2 separate regions of the Homo sapiens genome follow, and region 2 is linked to region 1. Evidence: chromatin contacts called from ENCODE Hi-C data. All regions are on one chromosome and are shown on one strand. Each heading gives the region's core, a stretch centred on a gene start or an enhancer-like site at or near the end of the contact. The rest is flanking DNA. Distances are from core to core; before and after follow the strand shown. Region 1 holds the start of RUBCNL (rubicon like autophagy enhancer). Region 2 has its middle 86 kb from the start of HTR2A.

Region 1 (5,909 bases), core at 581-3,080:
AGAACTGCCTAAATTTTTACAATGACACACCATGCTAAATCTTCCATATTAGAAATTCCATATTTCTCTCCATACTAGAAATAATCGTTCCATATTAGAAATAAGAACGTAGATTTGGTAACAAGGGAAACTATTCAAATTTGCCAGTGCTATTATTTGTGTGCCTTCAGATGGGTGGGGAAAAAATGTGTCAGCAAGCAATGCAGCCTTTCTTTAGTTTTTTACTTATCCTCTAAAGATCATGCAAAAAAAAAAAAAAACCAACAAACGTTTACTCTTGGATGTTTAACCTTGGCTCCGACAGAATGTTCCTTGTATCAAAAAACAAGAACTCAGCCAACAATGTTTTTGTTGTTAAACGGTTGCATGAAGACTATGTCCAGTCAAATCTAACCCCTCACCCCGCTCCAAGGCTATGACCCTCAATTTTCATCAAAGTTCCTACCATCTCCCACTTTGTAAAGGCCCTAAAGAAGTTAATGAAGAAGGCAAAGTTCCTGTCCTCTGCTGTCACTCAGTAATGAGCAGTTTCATGTGGCAGTGCAGAAACTGGGGTTTGAGAAACAGAGGTGTCCTGACACTCTGGACCGGTAATCACGAAAACCCCAGCACTGCCATAAAGATGCTGTCTTAACTCGGCTCCAAACAAAGTTCTGTCGGCGGCCGGCAGTGTTTCAGTGGGCAGCAATGTGGTGATACCTTCACAGGATACTTTATAGGCTTCAAAACACTTCCCTCCCTCCAGGCCATTAACCTTCTAAACCACACAGTGGGGTATGGCTGGAGTATTCTCCCCCTGAGGCAAGGGAACTGAAGTTCAAGAAGGTTTCTTGACTTGCCAAGATCTCCCCGCTACTTTGGCTTTAAGAAACTGGGTCTAAGAAACTCAAGCTTACGGATTCTCTGTTCTCTGCGCGCTCCCACCACATCTTCAATTCAAAGATCCTTCCAAATTCCACAGAAATAACCCAGTAAGGGCAGCTCTTGAGTATACCTTTTCCTTTGAGTCTTAATTTTCACTCAAGGCGAAATAACCCCTCCTCTGAAAGTTCTCCACGTTTTCCAAGCGGACAGCATCAAGTTCGCAGGGGATCTGTATCAGTCTCAGCAGGTGGACTTCACAAGGGGCGGGTTGGGGGAACGCCCGCCTGACCGTGTCCGGCGTGGCGGGGGGTTGGGGGCGAGAAGAGTGGGGGTTGCTATGTAGGGCGCCCGGACCAAATAACACGCCGCGATTTCACACTCCAGCCTAGCTCAGTTATGTAGCCAAATGTTTTTCTGTCACCACATATCCACGACTTTGGCTGTGTTGAGGACGAAAACAGAGAAAAGACACTGATCCCAGAACACTGCGCCTGGGAGGACGCAGGGCGCAGGCTTTGTAGTCTCTGAGAATCGCCCTGCGTAAAAGTGTCCTGAGGTCCCGCTTCTGCGCCCTTCCCGGCCCAAGCCGAACACAGGGTCAACCTCACTCTACAAAGTCAACCGGATAGAAATCCGCCACCCCGCGAGGAGCCCCTTCCTACTGTCTCCAAGGGGTCCCCGACACTGCTCTGAGCGACCCTAAGATACCTGGGTGTCTCTGCTGGGCACAAACCTCTCTGGCGCCACTTCCACCATCCAACCTCTCCCGCGGCCCTCCCTTCCCTTTCTCCAACCACCCTCTCCACCCCGCGCCGCTCCCATCTCGCCCCCGGCCCCGCCAGCCTCACCCAGCCAAACCCGAGCGGTGGAACGCTGCGCTGGGTAAACGCCGCGCGTCGGGTCCTCCCTCGCGCGGCTCCGGGCAGCGTTCCGTGGCCACCGCGCTCCCGGTAACAGCAGAAAGGGGAGGGAGGAGAGCTACCGAGGAGGGGACAGCGACGCCCCGACGCCGCCACGCCCCCCGCCTCCCACACGGGGGCCACCGTAGCTCTCTAGAAGCTCCTCAGGGAAGCAAAGCGCCGTTCCCGCCGCAGGCACCGAGACGTCGCCCAGATGGAAGAAACTCTGGAGATGCGCGCTCCTACACCGGTGCCGCGGCGCCCGGGCCCAGCACCACGCACCTATGCGCGCCTCTGCCGGTCCTCCTAGAAATCCCGCCCTGCCTACCCGCGGCGCGAGACGCAACGACGCTTTCAGGGGTCAAAGACCTGGCAGAAATGACTTCCCAACCCCAGATGCCCCCAGCAGCAGTATTTAGCAGTCATACAATTGCCTGAAATGAAGAATGAGTAATCTGGATGAGTCGGCCCTGAAATCGACCTGCAACTTACCCGGAACGTGAGCTGTCTCTCTCTGACCTCTGCTGGCTGCTTCACCTGGAGTCTGAGTCCGACTCATGTAGCACTTCACTGTCCGCGTTAGTTTAGCCTTCACTGTCAGCAACTCGTCACCTTGTCCTCTTGCAGCGAAGGTTTGGAATCCCATCACGGGTGTGCAGTGGTTAGTCCTGAGATCATGGTGGTGCTAGGAGAACCTGCCAACCAATACAGAAAGTTGTCACGAATAGAAACCTAAGCTCTGGCCGGGTGCGGTGGTTCAAGCCTGTGATCCCAGCACCTACTTTGGGAGGCCAAGTCGGATGGATCACTTGAGGTTAGGAGTTCGAGACCAGCCTGGCCAACATGGTGAAAGCCTGTCTCTACTAAAAATATAAAAATTAGCCGAGCGTGGTGGCGGGTGCCTGTTATGCCGGCTACTAGGGAGGCTGAAGCAGGAGCAACCCGGGAGGCGGAGGTTGCAGTAAGCCGAGATCGCGCCATTGCACTCCAGCCTGGGCGACAGAGCAAGACTGTCAAAAAAAAAAAAAAAAAAAAACAGAAAGGAGAAGAAGGGAAGGAGGGAGGGAGGGAGGAAGGCAGGCAGGCAGGCAGGAAGGAACCCAAGGGAGGGAGGGAGGGAAGAAGGAAGGAAGGAAGGAAGGAACCTAAGCCAAGGAAGGAAGGAAGGAAGGAAAGCAAAGAAAGGAAGGAAGGAAGGGCGAAGGAAGGAAGGAATCTAAGCCAAGGAAGGAAGGAACCTAAGCCCAGGAAGGAAGGAAAGAAGGAAGGAAGGAAGGTAGAAGGAAGGAAGGAACCAAAGCCAAGGAAGGAAGGAAGGAAAGAAAAGTAGAAAGGAAGGAAGGAAGGAAGGAACCTAAGTCCCAGAAGGAAGGGAGGGAGGGATGGAGGAAGGAAGGAAGCTAAGCTCTCTCTCGCGGTGCCCTGACTTCTCCCGGGGAAGGACCTCTGAGCTGCCTGCACTGGTAATGACACGTAGGTGAACCGGTCCTGGCTTTCTTAGAAGATTCCCTGCTGCATAAAACCAAATCCCGTTGCACTTTCCTGGGTTCCTTGGCTTTGTCCTTTGTCATTTCCAGGATGGAGCAGAGGCACTGGTAATTTGGCTTTTACTTGCCTGGTACCTCTGGCATGGAGTGGCTAAACGGTGGCACCATGTACTAGTTGCTGCCATCTTCAGATAAAATATTGAATCAATATGACAAAAGTCAGATGAATACTAGCTGCCAATTACCCTGCTTCCCTTGGGGGCAGCCTGTTTGGAGCATAGACCAGCTTTGACCTGCAAGAACTCTGGATATTTGGAATATTTAAAATTCCAAATACAGTATCCCAGGAATTCAGGTCAGCTGAAGGCCGATTGGGAAGGGCTTACCTTAAATGAATCAGAAAGAAAAAGGTGTGGGTGTGTGCTAACATTTTTTGAGTATCGGCTATGTGCCAGGTACTTTTTCTTATTATTTTAAGCAAGTCTGTGAACATCCCTGAGAATAACAAATCATTTGTTCCCATTTCGCAAGGGGGAAATCTATGACTTAGGTTCAAATAACTTGCCCAAGGTCACAGAGCTAATAGGTAGCACAGTTAGGCTTTGAAGGCAGGTGTATCTGACACCAAACCCTATGTCCAATTTCCACCATACTACCAGCAAGATGGAAGAATAATGAAATAAAGGGACCAGGCAAGAGCCAGTTTCAGGAATACTTAAAGGGAAAGAGGAGTCAGGAGGAACTTAGAGAAAGAATCTTGAAACAAGAGGAAATGTCATGCCAGGTAAATCAGTGAGTCAAAAACCAGAAACAGCTGTACTAGTTGGCAGACTGGACATAGTCCAAGGCAAGAAAATCGTTTTTGTAGGGAGATTAGGATATTTTGGACCAAGATTGTGGGCTTTAGTCATCCCCTCTGAAGCCACTCTGAAATCACCTTTCTCAAAACTGCCATAAGGCAGGCCTAGGCACTATCACGTGGACATCCTACTAACTCTGAGTATAGACCTTCTACATCTCGTCACAGACGCAGGAGGTTCACATTCTGAAAGAGCATCTCTAGGACTAAGGAGAAACATTCAAGGACAGGTTTTTCAAGTTAGGAATGCTCACTGGAAATCTGCTCTGTCCCCTCTGGGATCTGGAAGTAGAATTTCCCAAGCACTAAATGCTGAGGCGTGGACTTTCCAAGAATTTCCTGATTGGTTAATTCTGAGAATGTCACTGATCATTACAGACGGATCACCATGCAGGAAAAGGAGAGGCTGGTTTGGGTTTTTTCATGGGGAAGGTGAACTTCCAGATCACAGTGCCCTCCAAGACACAGGGCTTGAAAGTCATGAGTGTCAGGGACAACTCACTGTGTCAGCTAGCCCAGCCGGGCTCATGCCCAGCACCCATTGATCACACACAAAGCTCCATTGTGGCCAGGATAGCCTCATAAAAGACCGAAAGCCTAGCAGCTGCCTGCCAAAACCCAGCCAGGCTTCACAAGAAGTGATTTGTGCTGTGAGCAGAGCTTTGACCCCAGTTTTGAACTCAGCTGACAGTCAGCAAAGGGGAAACCAGTCTCTGTACAAAACAGGAAGGAAATGAGATGAAATGAACTGCATTATAAGCTACCAGAGGGTGCCTAATGGCATCTTCACCACATAGAAGTCCCAGGAAGAAAGACTGATGATTTTGCATGGGAGAGAAGCCCAGACAAGCACCAGGGAAGGAAAGAACCGAGGAAAGCTGCATTTGGCTTGGCTGTTTCTCTTCCTCCTTGCCTGACTTAACAGCCACTGTCTGCAAAAGGACACATCTGTGTGAACCCACTTGCATGAGGAGCCTAGAAGAGACAAATTCATAGAGACAGAAAGTAGAACAGAAGTTGGCAGGGCCTGGCAGGATGGGGAATACAGAGTTATTGCTTGATGGACACAGATTTTCTGTCTGGTTGATGAAAAAGTTCTGGAGAGAGATTGTAGTGATAGTTGCACAATGCTGTAAATGTACTTAATGCCACTGAATTGTACACTGAAAAATGGTTATGATAATACATTTTGTTATATTTTACCACAAATATTTATGTGTATGGTGTATGTATATATGTATATATTATTTATATATTTTATATATACATATATATGTAAAAAATATAAATGTATTATCATGATGTAATACTTCTTTGGAGTAAAAGCCCAGGTGAAAGCAATCAGCTGACAGGGCCCCTACATCTGGAAATTCTTCACTTGAATTTTTGTTCATTTCTCTTTTTAATTTTTATTTATTTATTTTTGAGATGGAGTCTCACTCTGTCACCCAGGCTGGAGTGCAGTGGCATGATCTCGGCTCAGTGCAACCTCTACCTCCCAGGTTCAAGCAATTCCTGTGCCTCAGCCTCCCAACTAGCTAGGATTACAGGCATGCACCACCACACCCAGCTAATTTTTGTATTTGTAGTAGAGATGGGGTTTCACCATGTTGGCCAGGCTGGTCTCGAACTCCTGACCACAGGTGATCTGCCTGCCTTGGTCTCCCAAAGTGCTGGGATTACAGGTGTGAGCCACCACACCCAGCCTTTTTGCTTTTAATTTTTTTTTTTTGAGACAGGTTCTTGCTCTGTTGCCCAGCCTGAGTGCAGTGGCATGATCATGACTCACTGCAGCCTCAA
Region 2 (5,592 bases), core at 2,076-4,575, 600 kb after region 1:
CCAAAGAGTCCCAGATAGCCAAAACAATCTTGAGAAAGAACAAAACTAGAGGCCTCATACTTCCTGACTTCAAAATATATTAGAAAGCTATAGTATCAGAACAGTATGCTACTCGCATAAAAACAGACATATAAAGCAATGGAACAGAATCAAGAGCCCAGGAATAAACACATCCATATACCGTCAAATGATCTTTGACAAGTGTGCTAAAATCACCAAGGGAGAAATATAGTCTCTTCAACAAATAGTGTTGGGAAAACTGGATATCCATGTTGAAAATAATGAAATTGATGGATATGTTAATTAGCTTGGTGTAATCTTTCTACAATGTATATATAGATTAAAACATTACTTTGTACCCCATAAATATACACGATTATTATTTGTCAATCAAAAATGAATAAAATTGGACCCTTATACCATATACAAAATATAGACTCAAAATGGATTAAAGACTGAAACATAGTCCTAAAACTATAAAACTAGAAGAAAACATAGGAAAAAAACTTTATGACATTGGTCTTGGCAAGGATTTCTTGAATGTGACACCAAATGTGAATGTAACACAAAAAGCCCAAGATACAACACCAAAATGGGCAAGTGAGACTACATCGAACTAAAAAGCTTTATGGCAAAGGAAACAGTCCACAGAATAAAAAGGCAACCTATGGAATGCGAGAAAATATTTGCAAACCATGTGTTTAATAAGGGATTAATAATCCAAAATATATAATAAACTCCTAAAACTCAGTGTTTAACATCCCTAAGGAATGAAAAAGCTACAAGATATCACCTCACACCTAAGACGGCCATTATAAAAAACAAATAACGAATATCAGGATATAGAGAAATTGAAACCCTTGTGTGTTTTTGGGAATGTAAAATTGTGTAGCTTCTATGAAAAATGGTGGGGTCTTTCCTCAAAAAAGACTAGGACTAACATATGATCCAGCCATCCCACTCCAGGTATTCAAATAATTCAGAACAAGGCCTCAGATAGATACTTGCACTCCCATGCTTACTGCAGCACTATTCACAATGACCAAGAGGTGGAAACAACTTACATGTTTGTAAGTGGATGAATGGATTGAGAATATGTGAAATAGAAACACATAATAGAATATTATTTAGTCTTAAGGAAATTCTGTCCCACGCTATATGGATGAATCTTGTGGGTTTTACGCTATGTGACATAAGTGAGCCACAAAAGGCCAAATATTGCATGATTCCACTTAGATGAGGTTTCTAGAACAGTCAAACTTATAGAAGCAGAAAGTAGAGTGATGGTTTCCAGGAGTGGGGAGAATGGGGAATTGCTGTTCAATGGATACAGAGTTGCAGTCATCCAAAATGAATAAGTTCAAGAGAACTGCCCTACAACAATGTGCATATAGTAAACCACACCGTTCTGTCTGTACACTGAGATTTGCTAAAAGGCTAGATTTTATGTTAAGTATTTTCTACTACTTTCTTTTTTAAAAAGAATATAGTATCCAATGGAACTGCCATCATCTGTTGCTCCTCCCACCTATCTGTACCAAATTCCTGTGAAAGGTAGAAAATAAACAAATGAACCATGTTAAATTTTGGACCTGAAGATAGATATGTTAAATGCGAACTGATTTATTGAAGCCCCTGGTTTAGGAAAACCTGTGAGTTTTTCAGTGATTCATGATATTAGTGTTCATAATGTGGATGATTACTTTTTTCAAGCAGTTTTAGATTTACAGCAATATTGAGAAGAAGGTACAAAGACATCCCATATACCCACTGCCCTCCCCTGCTGGCCTCCTCCATTATCAACACCCCCCACCCGTGTGGTACATTTGTTACAATCAATGAACATACATTGACATATCGCTATCATCACTCAAAGTTCACAGTTTATATTAGGGCTCACTCTTGCTGTTGTACATTCTATGGGTTTGAATAAATGTATAATGTCATGTGTTCACCATTAAAGTATCATACAGAGTATTTTCACTGCCTTAAAAATCCTCTGTGCTCTGCCTATTCCTTCCTCCCTATCCCCAAACCCCAGCTACCTCTGAGCTTTTGTACTGTCTCCATAGTTTTGCCTTTTTAAAACAAATTATCTTTGCTTTTGAAAAGACATAGAATAATAATTACAACATTATATATAGATGTGTATCTATGCAATATAGGGTTTCCCTGGTGTAAGGCAGTAAGAAGGGGTGAGTAAAAGTATAGAGGGAGCTAGGTCTGAAATTAGAAATAGGTGTCCTTCCCTTTTACATGGATGGAGGAGGGTGATTGGTTTTGGAACAGGAAGTTCAGGGAAGCTTCACCAGAACTTGCCTTAGCCCTTAGCATCCCTAGCCAGGTGTGTTCACTAACCCTTGTTCTGAGGAATAGCACTGTGGCAGAACAGATGTTGGCACTGGGCCCTGGTAGGTAGGGTTCTTGTCCCTCTTTTACTGGCTGGTGAAGGCACGTGGGAATAGTTCTCAAATATGGTTTTCCTGTCTGTAAAATTAGGAAACTGATTTATCAGACCTAGATTGATTGCCTGGACTTTTCATCACAGTCTCAATCTCAAATCTGAGGTTCCCTTCTCTGACTGTACATCGATTTTGGCTTTGTATATGTGGCCACTGAACTTCTCAGGTCTGTCCCAGACTGAATCTTTGATCTTTTTTCACTTCTGCAAAATGCAGGAAGCCCTTTCTTTGTTGTGGTCCCTGTGATGCAAGCTTGGTCAAAAGAAGAAAAGAGCAGAGCTGTGATAAGCTGATTTTAGCAGCAGCGCTCCATTTAGCACCAGGCTGTGTATCCCCCATGAACAGCACAGCCCACTGGGTGCTGGTGGCAGGAATGGCTTTTTGCAGAGACCAAGTGGGTCCAAATGAGAAGGGATTTTCCCATCTTGAACTCCTCTCTTCTGCTGAATTTTCACTGGGGTATAATTTGTTAGTATCTGGCATCGATCCCCCTGCAGGTCATCATACCCATTCCTTTCAGAATGTGGCTGGTAGTCATGGGCAGGGAGAGAGGGACCTTGTATGGAGTTTTGCAGACAGGGCTTCTGATCCCATATACTACAAAATCATTAAAAAACCACCTATCATGCACATGCTGTAAGGTAGGCATTGTGAAAAATGTTTTTCCGTACATTCACTCCCTTATTTTGGTCACTAAACTGCATGTTCATTATCTTTTCAACCACAGGCTTTTGTCCAACATTATAATATTGAGACCTATGGCATACCCTATACTCTTTGTTTCCATCTTCCAGATCCCGAGTCCAGCTACCAGCTCACTACACCTCTGCTGTCCTGCTGTACTTGTATCTTTAAGACACCTGTGAGACCTTTTCTGTGCTTTCAGTTTTATGTGATGGCTTGGCATGCAAACACAAGTATCTCTAGGAAGGCATTCAGGCCTTGAGAACCCTTTGGGGTGTAGTAACAGGAACTTCCTCTTGTGAATCATGCCTTTCATGTAAGAGCAGTCCTGTTAGGAGCACATTATTGACCTCTGCACCTATTCATCAGCCAGAAAGTGTTTATTTACTGAGTATATCCTGAGGTACTGAGATCATTGTCATTGCAGTGTTATTTTGGATTAAATATACATTTGTATTTTTGAAAATTTTGGCATAGTCTACTTTCCCTTGAAAAGAATAACATCAGTAATAACTGGCTGATTTAGGAATCTGTTGACTAGCTTGTCATATAATAGCTTATTTTTCCCCCTTTGAAACTGAAATAGTTGGATTTCTGTAACCTGTGGTATTTTTCTTGGGAATCATATATGTAAAGACTAAATTAGAGGTGAAACTAAGTTTAGTTTGTACATTAGATTTAATTAGTATGAAATTAATTTTAATGTTCTTTTTTTTTGAGACAGAGTCTCACTCTATTGCCTCAATTACTCCAAATTAATTTTCATCGGAACTTCAATAAACATTTTTTTTTTTTGAGACAGTCTCACTCTGTCTCCCGGGCTGGAGTGCATTGGCATGATCTCAGCTCACTGCAACCTCTGCCTCCCGGGTTTAAGCGATTCTCCTGCCTCAGCCTCCCGAGTAGCTGTGATTACAGGTGTGTGCCACTAAGCCTGGATAATTTTTGTATTTTTAGTAGAGAGGGGTTTTTGCCATGTTGGCCAGGCTGGTCTCGAACTCCTGATCTCAAGTGATCTCCCCATCTCGACCTCCCAAAGTGCTGAGATTATAGGTGTGAGCCACCATGCCTGGCACTGATAGTCTTTTGAGAGAAATGTATTTGTTCATTAAATGTAGTTCAAACAATTCTGTTTCCTCTCAAAAACATTGAATAATTTGGGGAGAAAAACTAACAGATATGTAACTATTAGAGAAGTATCAAGTGTGTTGTATGTGAATTTAAATATCATAGAGAAGGAAAGGTCAGTATAGGTTGAATGAATCTCTTTAAATTATAAACAGCCTATTCCTGCCTCTGGTTGGTTTTATACAAAATGTATTAGTTGAATTTCCCTATACTCAGACCATAGTACTGATAGCTCACCAATCTTTGATTTATAAGAATGGTAGAGGTTGTTCCTGGATTCTGCAGATACAAAACATGCCTGTACCTAATCACATTTGGTTGATAAATTCATTTAAAAAAACCAGAAATGTGAGTTATGGAATAAAAATTACCAGGAGAAATACCAAGAATAAAAAAATCTCTTATTCTTAGGAACAAACAGATAAATAGTTCCACATGCATTTTATTATTCTGTTTTCATTTGCATTCTTCATGACAGTGAGTTCTCCCCCAAAGAACCACTTAAACATCTTGAAATTTGTTATGTTTCCCATCAGTTTCTTAACTGCAAAGCTTCATCACCTCAAGTTATACTGTCCACTTCCTGTGGGAAACGTGGGCAGTAGGAGGACAATTCGAACTCAGAATTAGCTAAATTTTGCATTAGGAAAAATGGAAATCCATTTAAGATGTTTTTACTTGAACTTCATTCTGTTATTAAGCCTTACTCTGAGCCACTTTATTATACAACAATCATGCAGCTCACTACAGCTCAAAGGTTAGAAGCATGATGGAGTCCTGAAAAGGCCTCAGATATGTTATTCTGGGTGTAAATTTATGTTACACTAATTGTGAATGCAATGCTTATGTGCTTATTTGATATCTTAAACTAGCATCTTAAAGGCTTATTATATGGAGCCTTATAATTTTATACAGAACCTAGGTCAGTGATTCTCAAACCTGGACACAGGATAAACTTTTGATTCCTGGGTCCCAATCTGTAAAGATTCTGAGTCAGTGAAGCTGGATGGAGCCTGGGCATCTGCATTTTTAACAAATACTTCAGATTCTTGTAATACAATTGATCCATACTCCTTGAGAAATATTGGCTTAGATTCATGAAAATTTCAAGAGTTGAAATGATTCATTGTAATTTTTTTTTTCTTTTGAGATGGAGTCTTGCCTTATTACCTAGGCTGGGGTGCAGTGGCATGATCTCGGCTCACCGCAAACTTCACCTCCCGGGTACAAGGGATTCTCCTGCGTCAGCCTCCCAAGTAGCTGGGATTATAAGTGTGTGCCACCATGCCCAGCTAGTTTTTGTATTTTTAGAAGAGAT

What was found. A loop is a pair of places that touch in the nucleus more often than their neighbours do. Pooled maps may share reads with other maps.
Region 2: a map of B cell shows a loop between it and region 1 (7-fold over the local background). The contact joins the enhancer-like site here to the promoter of RUBCNL in region 1. A Hi-C loop is called at or near these places in 2 of 168 maps with a recorded cell type or tissue (B cell and OCI-LY7), 8 of 37 single-sample maps with no recorded cell type and 5 of 50 pooled maps.

Annotation. Positions count from the first base shown.
Region 1 is chr13:46,385,422-46,391,330 of GRCh38, forward strand. It overlaps RUBCNL (rubicon like autophagy enhancer), which reads right to left and starts at 1,831. Exons shown (of 15, transcript NM_025113.5): 1 at 1,713-1,831. RefSeq lists enhancers at 1,598-1,687, 2,068-2,347, 2,378-2,477, 2,498-2,607, 4,371-4,510 and 1 more.
Region 2 is chr13:46,980,671-46,986,262 of GRCh38, forward strand. No RefSeq gene overlaps it. Among named protein-coding and RNA genes, the nearest start is that of HTR2A, 86 kb to the left of the region's middle. Within about 2 kb of position 3,326, at least 5 of the 41 ENCODE cell types and tissues checked have a DNase peak (open chromatin) inside an H3K27ac peak, as active enhancers do; they include B cell and OCI-LY7, where a contact is called at or near this core.